Regions from separate parts of the Homo sapiens genome. Here all the other regions are linked to region 1. Evidence: chromatin loops called from intact Hi-C (ENCODE). Cell type or tissue: dorsolateral prefrontal cortex. All regions are shown on one strand.

Region 1 (8,000 bases):
CTGCAGCTGCGGCTTGCCCTGGAAAGTGCTCTAAATCAAAGTGTACACCCATCCTGGGCGGGCTGGCATCCTCAAGGCCTCCCATTGACATCTAGAACCCTCTCCCAAAAGCTATTCCGGCCTCAAAAGAAATGCCTGAGAAGTCGGCCTTCCCAGGGGCCCACTTCTGCTTGCCCCCAGCGCCCCTCTTCCAGTCCTGGCTCAGATGGAGTTGGGTTTCCAAACCCATCCCAATGGAATTCTCAGATCGCTGGCCTGATAATCTTTAAAGGCTCCTTCGGAGCTGGGGCTCTGACTTTTATCTTCCCTCCCACCCTTCTTCCCTTTTTGCTGGCTCTCCCCACTCCTTTTTCGTCTCGCCCCACCTCCCCTCCTTAATTTGAAGATCATTGACACGATAGGCTGTAATGAGTCCTTCAGAAACTGTTATGATCTACAGTGACAATCTCTGCACCTAATTCACAGATTATTGACAAGCACCGTGGGCTCAATGGTGTCAAGTTGTACTTGTGGTTTCAACACCCCGCAGCAACCCACGTAGCCGCTGGGCCCTGGATTAGGACCCCCAGTCTGGCAGTGCTTATCTGCCCGTCTGAGTGATGGAGAGATGAGTATCAGTCTATACCTCAACTGCTTCAAGCCCGCCTGGGCTTTCTCCCTGGCGCCTTTGTCTGTGTCAGGGTTGGAGCAACGAAACTGAAAGATCTCCAGAGTTTGAAAACAGAGTGAAAGAGCAAATTTAATAAATGAGAGCTCAGCCTTGAATCTTAGTCTTTATTAATAGAGTCATGTCCCTCACACCCAAATAACTATCAAACTTCAAACCACATGTACTGTTTTTCAGAGTTCGGGTTCTTTCCTGGGTTCATCATGAAAGGTGTGAGGGATGAAGGGGAAAAGGGTCTGAGGAGTTGGCAGGGTCTCAGTGGGCCTAAGCTAAGTGGGCCCATCCGCCTGGATAGTCCTCAGAATCCAGCAAGATTGGTTACTTACAAAGCAGGGCGCCCAGCCAACCCGCGCGGGCTCAGGCCTGGACGCTGGGACAGGAGACCAAAAATGCCCGCCCCGCCCCTAAAGGGCGCTTTGCCGCCGCGGAGAAACGCGGCCCGTTGCCAGCCGCTGCGGTTTTCCCTGCTACTAAGGAATCAAGTCACTCGCTGCCCCCTCCTCAGCCCTCAAAGATGGAGGGGCTGCCTTCCTGCTGGCGGCCTTGGGGAGTGGGATTCGGGCAGGTGCTGGGGCCCCCTGGGACCACAGAAATAACACTGCGTCGGGAGAGCTGGGTGGCATTCCCAGGCCTGGGCCACCCACTTGTTTAGCTCTCTTTCCTCAACTAGGGGTTATGCTTTCTCCATGGGCCCTAGAAAGTTGGGCACTCGCTCCCGGCACGCCCACCCGCCCTCAGCCAGGTGCGGCTTCTCCCTCCTGCCTTCACCCAACAACCTGCTACCCCACAGGCTGGGATCCCTGGGTGCGGAACGGGGTGGAAATCTCCAGGACTCTGCTATTGCACGTTCGACATCACTTCCGAATAGCAGGCATATACTCTCTTTCTGGCGTCGCCTCCAACATTTTGCTGGCTTTGGCCTCCCTACCCCACGGGCTGCGGGAACCACTGAGCAGCCTTCGGACCTCGGCTGTCAGCGCACCGTTTCTTACCTTATCGGTTGGCGCGGGTTCACAAAACTAGCACCGACTATATTATTTCTGTAATGGGGACAAGCCTTTTGGTAGAGCAAAAGGTGGGGGTGCTGTGGCTGGAATCCCGCTTGCCTGTCTTTTCCATAGAATTCGGGGTAGAGATTTTATCAAAAGGCTTGATTCTTCTCTCCTTCCATTGCATCTGAACCTACTTACTAAAAAACCTAAGCCGAGATCTAATTCTGGAACCAGATGGAGAAGTCATCTCTCATCGCACTAAATAGCAATTCCCCTTGAAATGTTATCTCGAATTCGCTAATTTTGGGAGGTGGGAAGAATAAACATAAAGGTATCATAAACCTTGCATAGCCATAGTATTCAATATTTTAAAAAGCCATTCTTTTATGAAAAATTAAGCCGATTTCCGTCAATAAGCAAACTTTAAAAACGCGATCTCTAAACTTCTTAAGGGTAAAGTTAAAATCAATAACCATAACCCTGAAGATGTAAATCTTAAAACATCTTGTTCATTTAGCACAGTAATTATTTCTATTTGATTTTAAACAATTAAGCAAACCCACATTTCCCTATTGTTTTAAATTCAGAGGATGTGCCATTTTTACAGTTTCTCTTTCTGAAATAATTCAAAGGCTACTTTTGCCCTCACTTGCTGACCAAAAAGAAGAAGAAGAAATAATAATAATAAAAAAGGCAAAGCTCTTTATTATGTAGACAGGTAGTTTTTTGGAAGTGTAAAAATACTCCCCCTTCCCTAGGATAATTTGGATTCCTGGTCAACGAAATGCTGAATTTCAAAGAAAACCTTCCCTACCATTGGCACACCTTCCCCGAAATCCTACGGCTAAGATGAAAGAAAAAAGATACCAGGCACCTGTTTCTTAGCCAGTATGTGTTTCTTAGCCAGTATCTGGGAAGGAAAAACTTTGACCAGGATTGGTCTAGGGGATGGGAAACACTCAAAGAAGAGACTGGTCTTTTAATTATACTCTGGAAATAAACACATAAAAGCAAGTTATTTCGTTTACTCGAAGGCTCAGTTACGATACTTGCAGGACCTCTGAGGGCATTCAAGACGCTGCTGACAACGTCAAAACAGCAAGCAGCAGCATCTTCCGTTTAATTTTTTGAAATGTGGACAAAACGGAGGAAGTATACTTTGCTTGATTCTCCACGGCTACAGAAAAATGCTTTGTTTTTCGTCACTTTTCTTTACCTGTTTTACCATCGCAGAACCTTTCAAAAGAGTTACAAAACCAAACCGGGTGGGGGATGGCTGGGATGTGAGGAGGACAGTCTTTATTTTTTATTGAATTAAAATTGTAGTATCGCCTCTTTAGTTTTTTATTGAGTTAATATTATATTATTTTTCAAGGATATAAAAATTTGTTTTCGCATCCCGTTTCTTTTTTGGAGGGCAATAAAAGAGTTTTCTCTAACCCCAGAGCAGGATTCCAGCGATTTCTGGGACTGGCGCTGCGCAGCTCCTACTGTGTCCAACAGGGGGCGCTGGGCACGAACCTGCGCAGCGGCTCAGTGCCGCTTCACATCTGAGTCGGGTTCCAGCCCCGGAAGGCGAGAGCCGCTCGCGGGGTCGAGTACAGAGCTTTAGTCTTCGTGGATAAAAAGAGATTAAAGGCTAAATTCTTTTTTGGGGATATGTGTGTGTGTGTGTGTGTGTGTGTGTGTGTGTGTGTGTGTTGGTGTGTGTGTGTGTATATGTGTGTATGTGTGTGTGCGCGCGCGCGCATGGGGGGGTGGTTATCAATTTTAACCAACTACGAAAATGCAGAGCTTTTTATCCTTTGATGTTCTCATAAAGAAACTCCTATCGGATGAGAAATTACACGGTTTCTGAGCCAACACTGCAGCTATAGTGTGGGGGAAATTATTTAATTAAAAATATATTTTTCCATCTGTTCACATGATCTTTTTAGAAGTACTTAAAAAGCTGACACTGATCCCTTTGGCCTGTTAACCTTGCCCCCAGTTTCAAATACTTTTAACTATATCGAAGGCCTTTCTATTAATTTGAAGGAGAAAAAAAGGAGACCTAAATATTTAAATCACCCCTAAATAGTTACTCCTCTGCACTCCCCCGTCCCACCCTTTCTTTAAACAGGGGCTTTTATGTGAGTGACACATTTCACACTTCCGATTCTGCAAAGCCAGGTATAAATGACAAGGAGCGGCTCTAAATAATAATAATAATAAAATCTAATTTGGGACTACATAACACCCAAGTAGAGTAGAAGATCTAAATAAAATTGTAATCCACCCACCCACCCCCCCCCAACCCAACTTAAAAAAAAAAAACCCTTCACCTGTATTTAAATAGCGTGTCTTTAATTACAGCAGTTGGGGATGCATGAGGCTGAAATGAAATTAGCAGTCATTACCAGTCCTTTAACTCTGTGGTGCTTTTGATCAGCACTAAATTAGCTTTCCAGTCCTAACAAAGACTCTACAGCAAGCAGTGGGCTGTAAATAAGACAGCGCGACCTGCCCTCAACACCTTTTCTCTTGTCAATCATAGCTCTATCATTCAGCCCAAGATTAACCTTTATCTATCAAATTAAAAAAAAAGAAAAGAAAAAAGAAGGAAAGAAAGAAGAAAAAGAAAAAAGAAAAAGAAGGCGGGAAGGAAAGCCCCCTGACCACCACATGTCGCAATAACAGAGGTTCCCAAGAGCCCCCTTAAAAGTGTATTATAATGAGCCCATGTCAGAATCTGCAATTTCCAAATCATCCCTTCCTACTCCACCCCCTACACCTCTCGAGTATGTTAGAAGAGTCAGAATGCTGTTCAGGTAGGAAACGAATCCTACACCCTCTCCCCCGCCCGCAATGGCTAATTGGGCGTGGACCACCCTCCATAAGTCAATTTGCCATTAGCCTGTCCTCTTCTATTAGTCTAACAAGATTTAGGGAGAGGAGGGGATGTTTGAGGAGGAAACACTGGTGAGTTTAAGACATATATATATAAGTTCCTAGGCTGAAAACAATCAATTTACTCCACTAATAGTCTCTAGTTTCTAAGTCTGCGGAGGAAAAAAACCAACAGCAATAACAAAAACCCAGCTGCTTTTCCCAGTACTGCATTACGAAAGTAAAACATTGGTTCAAGTTGCCATTAGAGGGCGCCAAAGAGCAAGCCCCATCACCCCTCGCTCGACTTCCCGCAGAAACCCTCCCACCTTCCAGCTTCGCCATGCTCTGTAATTCCTTCTCTCAGGTAATATTTCCTGCTTATTCTGCCCCCATGCATTTCTATCTTCCTCTATGTCAATCTCTTATAAAAAACGAGGTATCGCCATGTCCCCTTCCTCTTGTTTTGCAACTTCCCCCTACCCGTAACCACCACCAAAATAGTTAAGACGCCGATTGAAGTAGTAGCAACCCCTTAATGATATGTACCTTTTGAATCAAATCACTCTTTCCATTTAGTAACATTGGTCTGGAAGAGGTTCTTTATGGGGGTGAAATGCTAGAGTTTAACATTTTTAAGATGGAAGCCTGAATTTTTCATTAGTGGGTTTCTTTCTGGGGGCTCACAGATCTATTTCTTCAGTTTCATAGTAAAAGAAACACACCCTTGTAAGACAACTGATTAAGTTCAGTACCAAAACCGTCCAAAATAGGATGAAATAATGTCATTTCATTTCTGCATTTGTTAAATCTAAATTAGAATTTAATTCCAAAAGTTAACGCTTTCAGACTTAAATCTACCAGTGTTAAATGACTGCCACACAGGGTGTATTTCCAGATCTCTTAAAGGTCAAAAGAAAAAAAAAAAAAAGAAAGAAAAACAGAATGAGTGGGGAAGAAAGTGAGGTGGGGGGAGGAGTGAGCTAGCAGTGAATGTCAAAGTTGGGTTGCAAGCTACTTACATGTCCATGCCAGATCAGGGTGTTGTCTTGTAGCAGTTTGATTGGCAGGTAAAAAAGCGAAAGAACGTGAGGGCTCCCTGAGCCTCTTGTCAGCCCAAGCTTGATCACTTCTCACCGGACAGAACCAGTTGAAGGAGCTTGCAGTTCCCCTCTCGTCCTTCATCCAAGGCACCGTGAATCCATTTCGGCTTTTCTTCCCCCCAGTCTTTCCATCAGCCTCCTGCCTTCACCCACATCGCCTTACACCAGCCTCCAAGACCTAGCCTAGCTTTGCCACTGCAATCCCCTGCAACAAGAAAAATCGTTTATGGCTTAAAACCCCAAATGGCTGATTTTTTAAAAGAGAGAGAGAGAGAGAGAGGGAGAGGGAGAGAGAGAAGAGAGAGAGGGTGAGGGGGAGAGAGAGGGGGAGCGAGAAGAATGCACCCAGAGAACAACAAAAAAGTCAGTTATCCTAACACTGCTCTATCCCCCCACCGTACAGAAGAAGAATAAAAAAAAAAGCTTTATGTTTTTTCAGTGGGTATTCAAAGATAATTTGATGCCATTGTTTCTGCTACAGATGGTTCTTTTAAATACAATAACACGGCTCTTTGTGCAGGCTACCCACAATAAAAATCGAAAGCGTTCCCCTGAATAACCATTTTGTTCTCTCTTGTATGGGGCCAACAAAAGATGCCGTGAGGTAATGGGTTCTGTTTATTGAAGCCATAGAATAGGGGTTTGATAAAGATTTTTTTAAAGCAGAAGACCTTGCAAGGTCGGGCTGATCTCTTCATATTTTTTTATTACAATATTTGTCCAATAGATTATTCCTTGGTGCAGCTGCAGGTTTCCTCCTCAATTCTTAATCAGCCCAAACATCTGTCTCTTTGAGGAGGCTTTTAAAAATCTACAATTGTATCATTGGTGCAGTAACCTTATCAAACCCTGAGTTTTTAGGCTCAGTACAGGCAAAGGCAATGAAGTTTCAATTCTATTTGGTCCTGGTGGGGTGAGGCAGAGGGTTGGGGGAGAGGAGATAAGCAACCCCAGATAGAGTGACTGAAAAAAAAATGAGGCTTTACTCTCCCCCACTCTCTGGTTGGCCGTGCACAACTGTATGAGCCAGACACACAGATCACTGAGGGCTTCTTTCATCCCAAGGTGTTTCTCCCCATCTCTGCAAGACCCCGCCAGTATGCGCATGCTAGACAGGGGCTAGGCATGTTTTCTTAACATACTTGCCCTTTCCTCCAGTAAGGTCTCCAATCCTGGAAAACCTAGGATGGGAGCCCAGTGGGAGGAGTGGAACAAGCTAAAGGTTAGTCTTTAGCACCCAGAAAGTCCTACTCTTGGCTCTTTTTGATTCATCATTAGCTAGCTTTGACTCACTAATTGCAGCCATGTGAGGGACTGGTGGCCACAGCCTTCCTATTACAGCACCCTATCCCCTCAGGCTTGCTCTTACAGCCACCTGGCTTCCTCCCTCTCAGTTCCACAGAGAGCCTCCGCTTCCTCTCACAAGGGAAGCCCTGCCACCTAGACCCCCCTGAGGTCTGTATCAACTCTGAGAGAGCCTGAACACTTGGCAGTGAGGGCGCTGTGGGGGACAGTGTTAGTTACTGACTAGGTTTGTCTACCTTTCTATAGGAATTAATGCCAGGGCTCTCTGGGCCTCCAATAGCCCAGAGTGACAGTAATCCACTTTCATGACTCCTGCTCTGTGTTGTCACTTGTGGCAAGAAAATAATGTGGAAAAATGGCTTTAATCTTAAAAACATGTTTTCACTGGATTCTCTACCTCTGTCCTCCACCCAGTTCATTTCTCCCTTTCTTCTCATAAACCATTTTAAAGATAAACACACTCAAATGAATCCCTCGACTAACTGATCTCAACTTCCACTTTCCCTTTTGGAAACAATTATGTTATTGGTTTACAATTGGTCTGGAGTCATCTAATAAGGAATTTTTATGGACTATCATTTAAACACCAACTAAAGCCTTTCCTATGAAGCTTGAAAAACAAATACATCAAAACAGAAAATTAAGTAATTTTTCACATGGTTGTTTCTCAAAAATTCATTTTGTATCACAGGATAAAGAGTCCAATCTCAGTTAGAAAAGAATGAAAGTCAAGACAATACTAAAAAGTTATGTACCTCCCAATACTCTCTGGATCAAGAAAAATGTGTCTGTAAAAGTGTGAGTGCATTGGGGGTAGAAGGGAAGTGAAGAGAGTAAATCAAGAGTGACTTTCACCAGAAAAGGCTAAGGTGGGTGAATTTGTTACTTAATGGTATTGTAGGAGAGGGTAGGGGCCTTATACAAAATTAAATCAATACTAGAAACTTCTTCCAACTAAAAGTGGAATGAGGAAGGGTGAATGTAAAATGTTTTAGCCAGTGTTTTCATAAAAAAGTAATCCACTGGAATAACTGAAGATCTCTTCCTGCTTCTTGTGTCATATGT
Region 2 (8,000 bases), 240 kb after region 1:
TACTTGATGCCTTGTGACGCACCCCGAGAAATTTGATATAATAGGTCTGAGGTATACCCTGGGCATAAGGATTTTAAAAAGCATCCCAGCAGAGGTGTGGAACCACAGATCTCAGCACTGTTTGATGCCCAAGGAAATGAAAAACAGTCCCCTATTCTTCCCCAGAGGGTCAGGGGATGTGATAGTAATGACCATCAAAGATGTCCACACCCTAATACGCAAAACTTGTGAATATTACCTTGGGGTTCTGCAGAAGTAATCAGGTTAAAGGTCTTGAGATGGGGAGTTTATCCTGGATTGCCTGGTTGGCCTGAGGTAATGACCGGGGTCCTTATGAGAGCAATGCAGGAGAAGTCAGTGTGAGACAGAGGCTGAGTGACAATAGAAGCTGAGAGATAGAGAAAGACATTCGAAGATGCTATGCTGCCTGCTAGCTTTGGAGATGGGGGAACGGGTCACAAGCAAAAGGATTTATGTGGCCTCTGGAAGATGGAAAGCTCAAGAAAATAGATCTTCCTTAAAGCCCCCAAGAGGGAACACGGCCTTACCATCTCATTTTAGACATCTGACTTCTAGAACTGTAAAATAATGAATTTGTGTTGTTTTAAGCCAGTAAGTTTGTGGCGAGTTACTACAGCAGCAGTGAAAAAAATAATACAGAGGAGGAGGAGGAATTCTGTCCAGGAGCAATTTGAAATGATCTGATAGGGAGCATTGTGCCCACTTCAAAATCCACACACCGGAAAACTCATCAAGAAAAGCCAATATCAAATTGCCATGATCCACATTTTTATTAAATTTGAAATACATTTCTTAATCCTATTTTCTTCATATGCAACCATACTTTTTGTTGTGTAAAATCTTCTTAAATACAAACTAATTGTCAAATATTATTACTGTCAACAAAAATCTCAGGTTAAAGCAAATAAATTAAGATCTGGGCAAACATTTTGGAAAAGCTGCCCACTATGGTGATATTGACTGGCTTTCCAGGTTTGCAGGTCTTGGCTTGACTACGGTAACTTTCAAGTACTTTTCTGGTAGATTCTTGAGTATAAACATTTAGTATTATGAAAATGTCCTTTTGAGGGCTGAATATTATGCATTGTCTATGTTGCCTTACCAGCCACCACCAGCAATTCTGATAAACAAAAGGAGAGCCACTGCATTAAAACACTGGTCACATTTTGATTTTTTAGGCCTTGCCTGGAGTGTCCCCTGACCATCTCTGGTTTAGCTTGTAGAAATTTTCAAACCCAGATTCCAATTCAACCTGAACATCAAAGGCCTAGAAAGTACAGCTTTTACCTTACAGTTCTATGGTGACTCTCTTTCAATTAGCTTAGACTATTAGCCTTGAAATTAATTAGACCTAGGGAGGTGGTCTATTTATAACAGTTGTTCAATAAATCCTAGTTCTCTTTACTGCAGATTATACATAAAATCATTAAAAGATGGGAAGGCTTAGATTAAAAGCCAAATTAAACAATTACAATTTGTGTGTCTATGGACAACTTCTTACCTTCTGTGAGTTTTTAATTCAGAAATATGTGCCAGACAACATAAAAATATGTTCCTACAATTTTTTGGTAGCATGCATATTTTCTAGTATTACAAGTATTAGTGACATTACTATGAGGGATCAATCTGGACCTATTAGCCAGTTCCAACGGAGGCACAGTCTCCATTAATGACTAAACACTATGAGCACACCTCTACCGGAACAATCACCTGCAAAACCTAGAGAAAGCTTTTTCAGCATACTCCTCTAGGAACGGTACATACTGCTTAATCGAATCATCTCCCTATAGATAGTTTTTATTTTAAAATATTTAAATTCTGTCGACTAAATGTAAAATAAATATCATAAAAATCTCCTCCTAATATTCCTAAACTATGCCTTCAAATGAAGTTTTGGGTCTATCAACAAAGATGAGTCAAAGACGTGGTGCCTAGTGTCAGTGTCAGGGACAGCAGCAGGCCATGGGGCTCATGGTGAGGCTGAACTGATGAACCAGACCTTCTGTGAGAACTTTGGCTTATCAAGACCCCAAGGGTGTATATGAAAACAGCAAGTGATATTTATTTATTTTCTCTAAATACATTTTACATGAGTCCCCAAATTCTTAAAAGGATATGATGAAAATCTTACATTGGAAGGTCGCAGCTCCAGTGTCTGATCTGGGCAGATAATTTGGACAAAAACAAGTACATATGTATCCTTCTAAAGGAGATGCACCCTCACCACCCACCATGAAAAGTTGAGCATCTCAAGAGTAATTCAATCTGTTAAGTAACAGTTAGAAAAATACATATTTTGTATGATAACTTGTTTTCTTAAGCAATATGGGAAGTTGGGCTGCTTAGCTACTATTCCCGTGCTTCTGTGACTAGAACCCCTTTATCTCACCAGAAACAAATTTTAGCCTGATAATTTTTTCTTTTTTATTGTTAAGTGCTATGTTTTATTTCCAGGTGAGTTTTACCCCCAAAACATGAAAATTCAGTTATATCAGATTTTTTAGGTCCTCATATGTGGTTTGTATACCAAGCAAAGTCTAAGAGATTATTTTCACCATTAATCTTTGCAACTAATAAAGATGGATATAAACAAACAGTCTTAAAACCAGAGGTGGGCATTTCACTGGTAATGCTTTTCCATAGCTCCTTGATGAAGATGATCAACTAAAGGAAAACTTCTGCATGATCTATTAATAGAGAATGAGGATTAATGAAGGATTATGTCATAATGATTCTGCCTGCAGAGTAGCTTCAGTTCTGGTCCTTTGCTGCCAAAATACAGTTCTCATTTCCAACAAACAAAGTCTATCTGAGAGAAAGCACAGAGCCCCTTTAGAACTGGAAAGTCCTGTGCATAATAATGAATGTCTAACTCTTCTTTTGCCAAAGAGCTTCAGCACTTTCAATGTCATAGGTCAATGCAGTGATTCAGAGGGGGCCTGATCCTTATCTAAGCTTTTGCAACAAAATTAGAATGTGCTGTAGTCTTATTAAAGAAATGTTTGTTCCTCCATCAATGAGCTGAAAAGAAAGCAGCTCAATGTACTTTTGCAAATTACAGCAATAAACTGCTTGAATTAACTGCTTTATTACAAATATTTAATTATTCTGAGGGTTAAATATCCAACATTTTGGAAAGGCAAAAATTAGCAGTCCACTTGATAACCTACTTCATTTAAAATCTGCTACAACGGTGTATTTTTTTTTTTAATTTTTAAACAATTCCAATTTTCAGTTGTCTTTATTGTGAATTCAGCCAGTTTCCATTTGGAATTAAAAAGAAAAATACATATTGCCCTTGATTTTGAAGTAAGATGTCAAGAAAATTAAATTCATAACTCATGAAGAATATAAAAGGCAGAACTTGTTTTTACTTCCTAGTCACAAAAATGAAAAAGGACTCAAAATATCAAGTCAAGGTCAGTCAAACTTTGATTAAAACCTATTTCAAGATTTCGATAAAATAACATTATCATCATTATTAAAATGGTTGCTGTATAAATGTTGCTTAAAGTACACTCCCCTTCAAAATAAAAGGGACCATGAATTAAAACTTTATGATAAAAGAAAAACTCGGCAAATACATATTGAACAAAAAGCAAATGTTATCAAAGGAAAGTTTTTTATTCCAACAAAATAAAACTCAATTCATAATCCAAATCTGCTTTTTTTTTTCATTTATTAAGTGGTACCAAGAGCAGATGAAAGTTATTTTTAAAAATGGATAACTTTTTCTGGGTTATATTCTTAAAAAATAAGAAAGTAGAGAGCATTTTGCCATAGAGCAAAGAAAAATATTACAATAACAGAAAATGGATCAACCAGGATATGCTTCAACAGAGGGACATATCAAAGCATTATTATAGTCTCTCTCCACTTACTGTTTGGATTCACTAATCTACATCACTAAATTGACCATTCAGTGCCAGAAAATCTGCCATGTAGGTCTCGACTTTTCATAGCAGCTCTTAAATGTGTATTCGGAAACTACAAAGTGCTGAATATATTTTCAGCCTTTTTGTACTACGATTTACAACTAATGACCTTAAGCAATGTCATGCATGTAAAACAAAATTATGAGACCACCCTGGTTTAGAGCCGAATAAAAGTATAGAATCAAACTTCATTATCATTCAAATTTAATAGGGGAGAAGAACAACAATAAAAAAAATCCATAGTAATATAGATAAATCTGTTTTGCAGTTTTACTTTGTAAAAATGTCCTCCTTTGCTTGTATTTTGCTATTACCAGCTCAGGGTAAGTAGACAATTATTTAAGCTTAATACCAAAAGTAATAATGCACTGTACACATTCAAAATCCTTGTTTCGCATCAGCCAGTGCCTATGGGGATAAAACATCTATCAGTTGTTCCTTAGCGTAATAGCGAGTTTGAAAATTTGACCGCCCAGGCCGACATTAGTGAAATCATAGTTTTAGCTTGATTCAGAACCCAACACAGGAAATCTTGATACTGGGATGACTCCATTGGCAGCGTGCCTCCTGATGCCCACAAGAACTGCGGGCTACTTTCTGTCCCACTACTTCCCATGAAAGAAGTCCTTTTACTTCCCTGCTGTAGTTGGCACACTGCCCTTTTCACGGACCCAACGAACCGTCATCTTGGATGTAACAAATTAGTACATTCTCAGAATAATAATAAGTGCAGGCATGAAAACACTATTGTTTTTATTTGGAAATGAAGTAACTCATTTTAGCTGGGTGACTTTTTCAGTGTAGCACCATAGGCCAAAAAAGAAAAAATCTTTTCTGAAAAGAATGGTCAATTTCAGGAGAGACATGACACATCATTTGCTGTAAAAATCAGATAAAGGGAAAAGAATAGAAAAAAAAATGGCATTTGTTGTAGAGTAGTTAAAAGAAAATAGGAGGTTCAAGGGAAGTACAAATGTAAAACAAATAATGTATCCATTTCAAAGTACAATTAGAGAAATAAGATTGGAAATAAGTACTATATGGAGTTGATTTTTGATATCAGATTAAAAATCTATTAACTGATTTTTCTGCTTGTAACTGCAAAAAATATAACTAAAATTTTTTAAAAAAGATCTTCAGGTATATTAGAAAAATAGTTAAGTGTAGAGAATGTTAAAACACTAGAGAATAACACAAACATGTTTTTATATGTTAATGATCACGTCAAAATTTACTTTCAGTTTTCAAAAAGATTTCTTTCACCACTACATGTGTGTAAGCATATGCCCGTGCATTTCCAGCCTTAGGATTATTTTTTTTACTAACTATGTTAATAGGAAAAGAAAAAAGTTAATATTAGCAAATTTGCATATAAGTCAAATTTACTTCAAAGCAGAGCCATAAAATTTATATAAAATACTTTTTCTTATTATTCTGGAAGGGCCATCATCACCTTTCAATGCCAAGAACTCTGAAAACTATAGAAACTATTGTAATGATAGTCTTTATGACAGCTTCAACTGAGATTTGAATAGCAAGCACACTTTTAAGTAGACAATAAGATGAAATTAGAACTGCCAAGAAGTATGAAATAGTAACCAAATAAATATATTTTTTCAATATTCCAGACATTGTCCAATGTAGATGTCAGCTCAAAATTATAGTCTAAAAATCAAAACAATCATTCATATACTTTCTCTTTGCTCTAGACCTGATCCTTTAAAACAAATTATGATATTTTATGTAAAAATGTACCACAAATTTACTAAACTTTCTGGTTCAAATGAGTTCAAGAATATCTCATTATAAATGGAGACAGTCCTGAAAAGGCAGCCAAGCATGACTAAAAAGATCACTCTTTTACACAAAAAATAGCCTTCTTATTTTACCCTTTGTTGAAAAGACATTTGGCCAGCCACAGGGGAAATACATAATCTACTTTTATATTCAAATAATTTATTTGAAAACTCTATGGCTACAATGACCCTAAAACAATTCTGGATTGAATATACATATGACATGGGTTTATGTGATCTTAATCATTGACTTGTTTTCATGTGTTGGCAATGATTTTGGCAATTCTTTTTTAAAAAAGAAAAACACATTCATATCCTTTATAAAAATTACCATTAAGTAAAATTATATCTGAAATGAAATAAGATGGTATTAATGTGGTATAGTTCTGTAAATAATTTTATGCATACAGTCAAGTTTGAATATTGCAGTTCTTTTCACACAACCATCTATCAATTTAATCTAATATACATTCCAACACACAATCTCTCTGGTAACAACATGTCAAAAATTATGCCATCATAATTTGCCTTTTTGTAAAGACAAGAAGCAAAACTTGAACATTTCAAGATTTTAAAAACCTGCCTCCACATAGATTTGCTCCTTTCAATTCTGTGAATTTTTATTTCAGTGTTTTGACAATAAGGTTGATTTTATGAACTCTAAGCTATGGTGAACTTCACTATGAGATATCTTCCCCACCCCCACCCCAAGAGCCAAAAACGCCAGCAGTAAATGATGTTTGTCCATTTACTTTAAGTAAGACACTGTTTCTTTCATTCAGTTGCTCAATATCCAAGATTATATAACAGCAGAGAATAGCATACACTGAGGAGGAAAAGCTTAAAGCAATTAGTTTTCTCCTAAGTACTTTAGCCCTCCTTATTTAGGTTTTTAAAAAACAGGCAATCATATAATGAATTTCAAGCAGCCATACAAAGCACTTTAAAAACTGTTTCTACAGTCTTAATTTCCTTTCATCATTGTACACATAAAAAAGAGGAAGCAGCTATCACATTCATGTCCTAAAATTGATCACTCAGATACTTGGGAAAGTTTTCTATGCTGTCCACCCATGCTTTTTTTTTTTTTCCTGATTTGTCAAGGTACAAATGAAATATTTCCAGCTCTGATAAAGAAGACCAAAATGTAAAATGTCGACTTGTCTTGCACATTCTGGGTGCCTCCCTAGACTCTGCCACTCTCCCAGCAGAGCGGAATGAATATCTGGGCTAACCACACATTTCAGGACAAAGGAACTAATTCATGGGGGAGGGGAGACCACACACCATTTATAAGGTTTGTTCAGTTTACAAGAAAACTATTGTCAATGCTTTGTTGATTCATTATGAAAGACCCTGCGTGACAAAAAAACAAGTGACCACCTCCTTGCTGAGTTTCACCAGCATACTCCCTGCATTCAAGAGCAGCCCAGGATCTCCTGCGCTAATTGTTATTTAAAGAAACTGCAACTGTAGGTACATGAGATAGCTCTGATCACAGATAGAGCCATCAGGTTGAAGATTTGATGAAACTGGCTCTGGTACCCAAAAGATCGCACACAATAGCACAGTGCTTGCTATTGCTGTCAAAACTCTGATGTGAAGAACCAAATTCCACTAGAGGGAGTGAAAAGAGCCCGGAAGGATCATAGAGATGCTGACTCTATGCAGGGTCCCACCACTAGGACATTTTAGTCACTACGAAATCTTCTTGTCTCCCCACCTACAAAATGGGACTAAAATATAAAATATTTTTTAAAGGAAAATCACCTTAAAATCCTTTGTTGGAAAATGCTATACAGTGCACAAGTATTATCTTCATCATCCATTGAACCTTTGTACTTTTTTCTCTGTCCTGAGGGAAATAATAAATTGACATATTTTCTATCATCAGAGACCCTTTTAAGACCACAATGTGATTGCGCTCCAGTATAGCTCACACTTATCCCCATTAAAAACACACAAAGGGGTGAAAGCAGGGAAAGAAATAGGTAGGCATAAAGGGCAGCTCAGATATACTGTTGTACAACATGGGCGCTCTCTCCTAACCTGCCCCAGCCTCTAAGATGGGGAATGAACCACCGCACAAAGAAGTCTGCAAACGGGCCCTGCATAAGTTCCAGTTGAAACTGGCTGCTCTGTGGGTAAAAGCACACAGGTTGCTCTCCCGAGTGGCCATTTGATTGCAGATCAGCTACGTGTTCTTCTACTGCTCCAACAACCCTGAATGGCGCCCTGTATCTTTTTA
Region 3 (8,000 bases), 420 kb after region 1:
ATGAATTGATCCGCCCTTAGAATAGTTTCTCAAGAGAAAGTACCACACAGGCTTAATCCTAGGACCTTGGTTTTTCTTTCTGTTTATAATCTCTATTAAGTGGCACATCCATTTCACAGCTCAACTGCCACTCTAGCAGCTCATGACTTGCCATCTCTAGCCATCTCCAGCACAAATTTCACTTCACTCCAATTACATATTCCCAAGAGTTTAGAGTTGATTTCTACTTGACTGTTGGTTCTCACATGCCATTCACCATGGCCATACTTCACATCCTTTTTCTCCAAATCAGCTTTTTCTCCATTTTCCTTTTCTTTTTCATTGTATCCACCATTCCTCCATAGCAACTAACTCTAAAACCGCAAAATCATTTTTGATTCATCTCATCCTTGATACTTTATCAAACTAAAATTCCAATTGATTTTCATCTCAACTTCCTTTTGTCCTTATTTTCACAGTCTTTGAGTCTGGATCATTGGGACAGTTTTCTCATTGGTTTTCCTGACTCTAATCCAAACTGCAAAAGAGCTGCCAAACTAATCTTCTTTAATATATTACTTTCATCATGCTGATTCCCTGCTCAATAATCTTAGATAGTTCCCTTAGATATTCCAGATGCAACCCAAATGGACTGAAAGCCCACAAGAAAATTTCACAGATGCTCTCTTTCCTGAGTGGTATGTATTATTATCCCAGTTTTACCAATAATGACAGTCAAGGCTCCAAAATTTAACTTGCTGAAGCCTAGTAATTGGCAGTACCAGGATTATAGCCCAGTCCTTTCAGTCCTGGTCCAGTGCCTTGCCTTAATAGAAATTTGCAGCTCCTGTGTTTGGATTTCAAAACTCTCCATAATCTCTCTTGGTCTTGTTTAACCAATTTTATTTTTTTCTAACTCCCCATCCAGCCTTGGCTCCTCATTCCCTCTCAATTTGCCTACCTTATTTCTGCTTTTCCATGGCTTCCCTTGGACATATTCCCACCTTCTCAAACCTCTGACACATGCCTTAAGCCCCATCCAGGGGCTCTGATGATGGCTCTGGCAATCATCACCTGGCCTTCTTCAGTTGAATTCCAACAGCATTTATGCTCCAGCACAGTGGCTCACAGCCTGAGGACCAGCATCCATGAGATGGGGTCAAGCAAGGGAAGAAATCATGGGTCTATAAATCCCTACGTGCACCAAAGCATATACCAAGTTGTATGCCCCTTGCATGTATTTGTTACTATTTTCCAAAAGTTAATAGACACTTGTGGCAAAATACATTAATCTAAAATAATTTGTGCTTGTCTTTTGCCATTATGTATTCTCCTATTTACAAGTACTAAACACTTATCAGCTATCACATAGAGTTTGTAAAATATCTGACACTAAAAAAAGAGTCCTTGATCTCAATAAGCTTGGAAACCAATGGTCTAAATATTTAAGTATGTACAATTTGGTTGATTTGCAATTGCATATGTTCTTTAATCTTATAAGCTCCCATGAGGGTTTTAAAGAGTTTCTTCTAAGATACAGAAGAACTGGAGCATACTTCTGAATCCTACAGCACCTCATACAGCACTGAATACATGGTAGGTGCGCAACAAGTTACAAGCTTGTTACAAGCTTCCTTCAGCTAATGAAGTGTGATGGTATAGTTTAGAGAAATGTAGGCCTATTTGCTAAATGACAGGCTAAGTAAAAGGATGATTTTACAGCTTATTAAGTTGCCTAAGACACTGGAGCTTTCCACACTTTGTTCCGATCATGGCCACCTTGCATGGACTTTGGTGAAACCTCTCATTGCCACTCTTTATTGAAAAATATGAGAATATTTGTAGATAGGTTTGGGGCTCAGGGCTATGGTTTTATTAACACTAGCTGATCTGTAGATACTAAAATATCCAACTCCTGCTTATAAGGCAGAAATCAGAGGTAAGCCTTGAAGAAAATTATTTGAATTCCCTATTCATACACAGTACCAAAATCAAGGGTTGATAAAATTCCTTCAATCATTGCTCAATTTTGAAATTTCATTAGATTATAGTATCAAATGAAGGCCTGGATTACATCAGATATCTGCACAGTTACTCTAAGTTATAAAATATCTATCCTCGGGTAGAGGATTGAAGGAGAATTATAGGTCTGACACAGGCAGGAAAGTTTTTATTGAAGAATAATGATTCATTATACAGCATCATTGGTGATAAAATTGTCCAAAAAGTCGATTTCCCAAGTAATTGAAATTTACTCATTTACAGTTTCCAAATTTTCATATTAAAAATTATGCTTCTAAAATGTATTACAGGCTTTCTGACTTATATTAAGCAAATAACATTACAAATAATTCTTCCTTGAGCTCATTATATTAAATATCAATCATTATTTTAGACAACTCAAGTATGTAACAGGGCCTTTTGCTCCTACATTAAATGGCCTCAGACTACTATACACTTTGAGTTTTGTAGGATTAAAAAAAAATTATCCAGAAACAATTTTAGACTTACTTAAAGGTTGCAAAAAAGTATAGTCTCCATATATATCCTTCACTCAACTTCCCCTAATGCTATTATCTTATTTAACCACAATATAATCTTTAAAACCAAGAAATTAACATTGGCAAAATACTACTAACTAGATTGAAAACTTTACTCAGATTTCACCAGTTACTAATGCCAAATCTGTGTTCCAGGATCCAACCCGGAGCCCCATATTGAGTTAAATTTTTTGTCTCCTTAGCATCCTCTAATCTGTGACAGATCCTTGGTCTGTCCTTGTCTGTCATGATCCTGTCACTCTTGATGAGTCCTAGTCAGTTTATTACATGGACTGTTCTTCAATTTGTGACTTTTCTAATGATTATACCGAGGTCATACATTTTTGGTAAGAAATGCTACAACACAAGGAAGGTCATGCCCTTTCTTTGGTAATCATATCAGAGGGTTCATGATGCGATATGTCTTATTCCTGATGATGTTAACCTTGATCACTTGGTTAAGGTGGTGTTGGATGAGATATTCCAAGTAACTATTTTCCCTTTGTAATTAGCAAATGTTTATTTGAATTATTAACACAGTTCTTCCAACTCTGTTTTCAGAACGAGGCATCAGATGTCACTCCTTATGCCTACCACTAGTAACTTGCCTTTCTAATTTAGGCTTCAATATCAGGGAAAACAATGATTTGTTAGAATTCTTTTTAAAATTAAAAAAGTGCATTCTAGGCAAGGGTTTATTGTGTACTTTTAAAGATATGTCTTTTTGCTGCTGGACATCCTTTATAGTTAAATTCATGTTCCCAGTTTTGAGACTTTCTATCTAGAATCTAAATTGTTAATAATGTCTGATAAGTGGACCTTCCTAAGCCAAGTATTATCTTAATGGTACTTATATATCAAGTGAAGATACCTGAAAACTCAGAAATGGGATCATCACAATTTGACTTATTAAATATATGTTTCCAGCTCAACAAGCTAGGGTACCCTCCTGTCTATAATCCTTTCCCAGAGGATGGAACAAAAAATTGAAATAGCAGAAGTTTGACATCCATTAATTTTATTCACCCTTAATATATCAAATGTAGACAGGAGAATCTGATGTGGCACCTATGAACCAAAAAGCTGTCTCATGATGACATGAATGTTAACCATCCTTTCCACATCTCTAAATTTCAGGTTCCCAGCTCTGAATCACCCAGGCTGCAGAAGCAACACAAGATCTAATCTTCATATTCCATTTGCCCAATACTGTCTATATCTTGGAAAAATCTTACTAAAAAGGTCTGTCTTCACGATGTCATCAAACCCATTCCTCTGCTTCTACATAGGCTTTCATGGAAACCATTTCAGAAAGGAAGCTGTGTGCCTTAATCTCTAATTTTTCAGAGAACACTTCTTTCTTATTATGTGTCTTTTACATTTCCTTTTCATTTCAAAGATCTATGTAAATGAAACATGTTTCTTCCTACAGTGAGATACATTTTAAAGTACAGTATATGTTTAGCATATATTTAAGATATTTTATAGGTTTCTACCGTTTTAATTTGATGAGGGTGAGCTCTAGCCCATTCTTCCTTTTTATATAACCTGATAAAAACCCCAACATTTCTCAAGTACAATGTCCAAATAAAATGTGATTTATGGTTCCCTATCTCCCTTGTGCATGTTTCCTAAAAATGATTGAGTCACTGTTGTTCTGTTGTTTAATCTGATAATTATACAAGCACAAATCTTATATTGGAGCAGAAAATGTTAACACACATTGAAAAACCAAAAAGCATGGAACTATAATCTGTATGATAAAATGTATTACTCTGTTTAAAAGGATTGTTTTACAGATGCAATTAACAATCAGCGATCATACAGTTTAGACCGGTGTTTTGATGCCATCTGTTGGAATAAGTCCTCTCTCTCTCTCTCTGGAATAAAGCTGTAATTTTCAGTTTACAGTTTCATTAAGGAACACACAGTACAACAGTCACCAACAGAAGAAAAATCCTAAACACTTTCAATTTTATAGCCTTCCAGAAACAAGAATGTTGCTGAAATTTTCTAAAAGAGAGAGAATTTAGAAAATTAGCAGCATGACCACAGATTGCTATTTTATTTCACAGCCTTTAAATATCACCAGCAGTTCAAATGCCAATGATGGTTTTAAAATTTTAGTTTCCATGTTTGAAATACGATATTCATTCTTTATTTATAATCTTTATTAACTTTAAGAAATGCTTTCCCTGTGCCTAAACAAATTATGTCATAATGCCAGTGGGAAAAGTTAACAAATAACCTGTCTATTGGAACACATTCCTGTTTGTTATTAGCTTATTAAATGCCAGATCACACCTTTGGGGGCTTTAAATACACTAGGGGGTGCTAGTTCTCTACATGTACACATTTACAAAGTGAAACGTTTTCTACAATTAATTTTTGGGAATTATAAAAGTTGATCTAAAATTCTAAAACAGTACGTTGGCTGCATATTACGTGTGAAGAAGACAAACAAAAAGAACTCATTAAAATTGCACTAAGAACTAAACAGCAAGAGTCCAAGTGGAAATACAATTATACATTGCAAGAGGTAAGATCGATACAGTTTTGTTTCATGGTTCAGACATCAGTTGCTAGTATCAAACAAAACCTGAAAGAAAGCCACAGCTTTTCAAAAAGTAAAGTATCAGACTTGAAATTCTTAGTGCTCTTTATTATGTCTATGGTGTTCCAAAAGAAATACAAAGCAAAACTACCAGGGAGAAGAGGTTTCTTTACTAAATTTAGACAACTTATTTGAGATTCTCTTCCTTTGATATGTTATTCAAACAGTCTCAAATGACAAGAAGTCACCATTAAGATCTGAACTTATGCTCTACAGTAGGCTGGCAAGTTGCCTCAAGTAACTAATGGCTCTCTCTGTTAGGTCTTGGAATATTTGCATGATGAAAGTACACACACATGCACACACACACACACATCAGTGTAAAGAAAGAAACAGTTTTACTTTTTGTAATTTTAAAAACAGAATCAAGTCCAACAGGGTCATTATCACAGATTCCATTCTATAGGTAGTATGTGGGTGGGGGAAAAGGGTCTATTTTTTCCTTATTCTCTTTGGGCTTAATTTTCCTTCTTTGAAAAGACTAACCAATAGCACTCCAGATATACTCAAATTCAGGCAAAGCATACTAACCTACAACTTTCCACCTTCAGAGATAGGTTGAATTTCAATAGCTTTTCTTCTACATAGAGGCTCTGGCATTTCTTTGTCAATTGTCAGGATCTACTTCAACCTCATTTTGTTTCCCTCTCTTCCCGTTCTACCAAGCAGCATGCATCTATCTGGTCTCTTTGGTCAACTACAAGTAGCCCAAAAATTGTTCCCAGGTTGTCATATTTCCTGCCCCACCAAATGCCCTAGCAGTACTTGATAGGTTTTACAGACTTGCTATACATTGCTCATAGCAGGAAATATCACACCTAGCAGGAGTTTGTCCAAAACACTTTGACATTATGGTAAAGAACATTTAAAACGATTTAGGCGAAGTTGTATCTTTGGATCACCACCTAGCATATCAACCCACAGCTATACCAGAAACAGAGTCAGGTACTTTTCATAAACAAACACAAATAGTCTAACACTCCAGTGGTGTGCCAACAATGCACACATACAGGGTATAGTACCTTGATTGTTTGAACAATTAGCCAGACCCATATAGCAGTACTGAAGGGTTTTATGCAATGATCATGCATCATCCTAATCCGTGAGTATCCTCTATTATTTTATGATTTTATATCTCCAAACTACCTAGTAATGGCATTTGCACTGCAAATATGTAAATGTTTTAAATTTGCATTCAAAATGGCAATTTCATGGGTTTATTTTTAGTCACTTCAGAGACTCATCAGATTCATCAAGTTTTCATCCTTTCCTTGAGAACAGGGGACAAATCTAGCATTGGTTACACCTTGGTAAACTAGATGAAGGCAAGAAAATGGTTTTCAAAATAGTAATCATTAGAATTGTCAATTTCTATTGACAAACAGTATAAACTGTGCCATTCTATATTTGGAATCTGGGAATCATAGGGTTAGAAGGGGCTTAAAAGTCATTTTTATTAAACACCTTGCTCCCATGTATGAAGCTCCCCTGCTTATCACAGACAAATGGCTTTCCATTTTCAACTTAGACCCCACCATCGAAAATCACTCTCTTACTGGCATAATTGTTAGAAAGCTCTGCCTGTCTTCTCGCCATCGCTCTGTTTTTTTTTTTTTTCTTAATACCTTAAGTTCTGGGACATATGTGCAGAACAGGTTTGTTACATAGGTATACATGTGACATGGTGGTTTGCTGCACTCATCAACCTGTCTTCTACATTAGCTATTTCTCCTAATGCTATCCCTCCCTTAGCCCCCCACCCCCCGACAGGCCCCAGTGTGTGATGCTCCCCTCCCTGTGTTCACGTGTTCTCATTGTTCAACTCCCACTTATGAGTTCTCACCATCTCTTTTTATAGGTCAGGCCATACTCTATGTCAGAGCAGTTTTTGAGTCTGGACTTCCTGGGTTCAATCGCCAATTCTGTCATTTATTAACTTTGTAACTTTGGGTAAGTTACTTAATTTGTCTTCAACATAAATGTAAGAATTTGGCCACTTTTCATTACTTTCACAACGGCCACCTTTGTCCCCACCACTATTATTTCAAAAGTCTCCTAATCAGTCTTCCTGCCACACAAATCTATTATCAGTGTGGTTGGGTGATCCATTTAAAACACGGTCGAACCAAGTGTCTCTTCTGATCAAATGCATGCAGTGGCTTCACATTGAATTCTGAGTGAAGTTCAGTTCCTTATGACAGTCTTCAAGCATTAGCCACAAGATCTTCCTGCTCCTGAACACAGAGGCAACTCCTACACAGAGGTCTTTGCTCTAGCAGTTCCCACAGCCTGGAACCCTCATCCCCTAGATATCTGCCTGCTCATGCATCTTCTCCTTCAAGACTGCTTAAATCCCGCCTTCTCACTGCAAGCAGTTCTGGCTTCTCTATTTAATAAATGCAAACTGATCCCCACCTACCCCAGCACTACTGAGATTTCCTTTGCCCTGTCTACTTTTTAAAATACCATTTCTCACTTTCCAATATATGATGTAATTTATTAATTACTCATTTTTTGTATCAATGATTGTCTTTTTCTTTACACTAAAATATAGTTCATAAGGGAAGGAGGTTTTATCTATTTTGCCCATGGCACCTTGCACACAGGAGGCATTTAATAAATGTTTATTAAGTGAATGAATTTTAGGATAATAAATAAGTTAATATAAATACAGCACTTAAAACAGTAGCTAGAACATAATAAATTTTCATATAATTATTTTTATTACTCTGCTGTAATTGCTATTACTGTTGTCATTACTTTTGGGGACATTCTTCTTACAATTATCCAAAGCATCCATGCTTACTTCCTAAGCTATAGTTACTAAAGGTCTTTGATTTATAGGATCAGGTCACTGCCTAATTCAT

Evidence for each region. Hi-C counts contacts between places; a loop is a spot of excess contacts. Peaks named below come from ENCODE experiments on the same cell type or tissue, not always from the same donor. Only the 100,000 strongest peaks of a DNase experiment are listed, where the experiment ranks them.
Region 2: a loop joins it to region 1, with 30 times the contacts of the local background. A loop is called at or near these places in 6 of 110 quality-filtered maps.
Region 3: a loop joins it to region 1, with 5 times the contacts of the local background. A loop is called at or near these places in 6 of 110 quality-filtered maps.

What each region holds. Positions count from the first base shown.
Region 1 is chr3:181,697,433-181,705,432 of GRCh38, reverse strand. SOX2-OT (SOX2 overlapping transcript) reads right to left here. Exons shown (of 7, transcript NR_075092.1): 6 at 5,550-5,835. Among named protein-coding and RNA genes, the nearest start is that of SOX2, 10 kb to the left of the region's middle. RefSeq lists an enhancer at 143-644. In dorsolateral prefrontal cortex, CTCF peaks have their summits at 2,918, 3,122 (motif pointing right), 4,581 and 4,789 (motif pointing right); DNase peaks (open chromatin) are centred at 1,052, 3,192, 4,822, 5,766 and 3 weaker places; H3K4me3 peaks cover 8,000 bases; H3K27ac peaks cover 8,000 bases; H3K27me3 peaks cover 7,081 bases.
Region 2 is chr3:181,453,941-181,461,940 of GRCh38, reverse strand. The region is part of intron 3 of SOX2-OT (SOX2 overlapping transcript); the gene reads right to left. Among named protein-coding and RNA genes, the nearest start is that of SOX2, 250 kb to the left of the region's middle. RefSeq lists an enhancer at 6,941-7,442. In dorsolateral prefrontal cortex, CTCF peaks have their summits at 2,792 and 7,411; DNase peaks (open chromatin) are centred at 4,560 and 6,980; H3K4me3 peaks cover 5,028 bases; H3K27ac peaks cover 8,000 bases.
Region 3 is chr3:181,275,734-181,283,733 of GRCh38, reverse strand. All of the region lies in intron 3 of SOX2-OT (SOX2 overlapping transcript), which reads right to left. Among named protein-coding and RNA genes, the nearest start is that of SOX2-OT, 220 kb to the right of the region's middle. In dorsolateral prefrontal cortex, CTCF peaks have their summits at 4,399, 4,600 and 4,801 (motif pointing right); no DNase peak of the experiment used is centred here; H3K4me3 peaks cover 1,266 bases.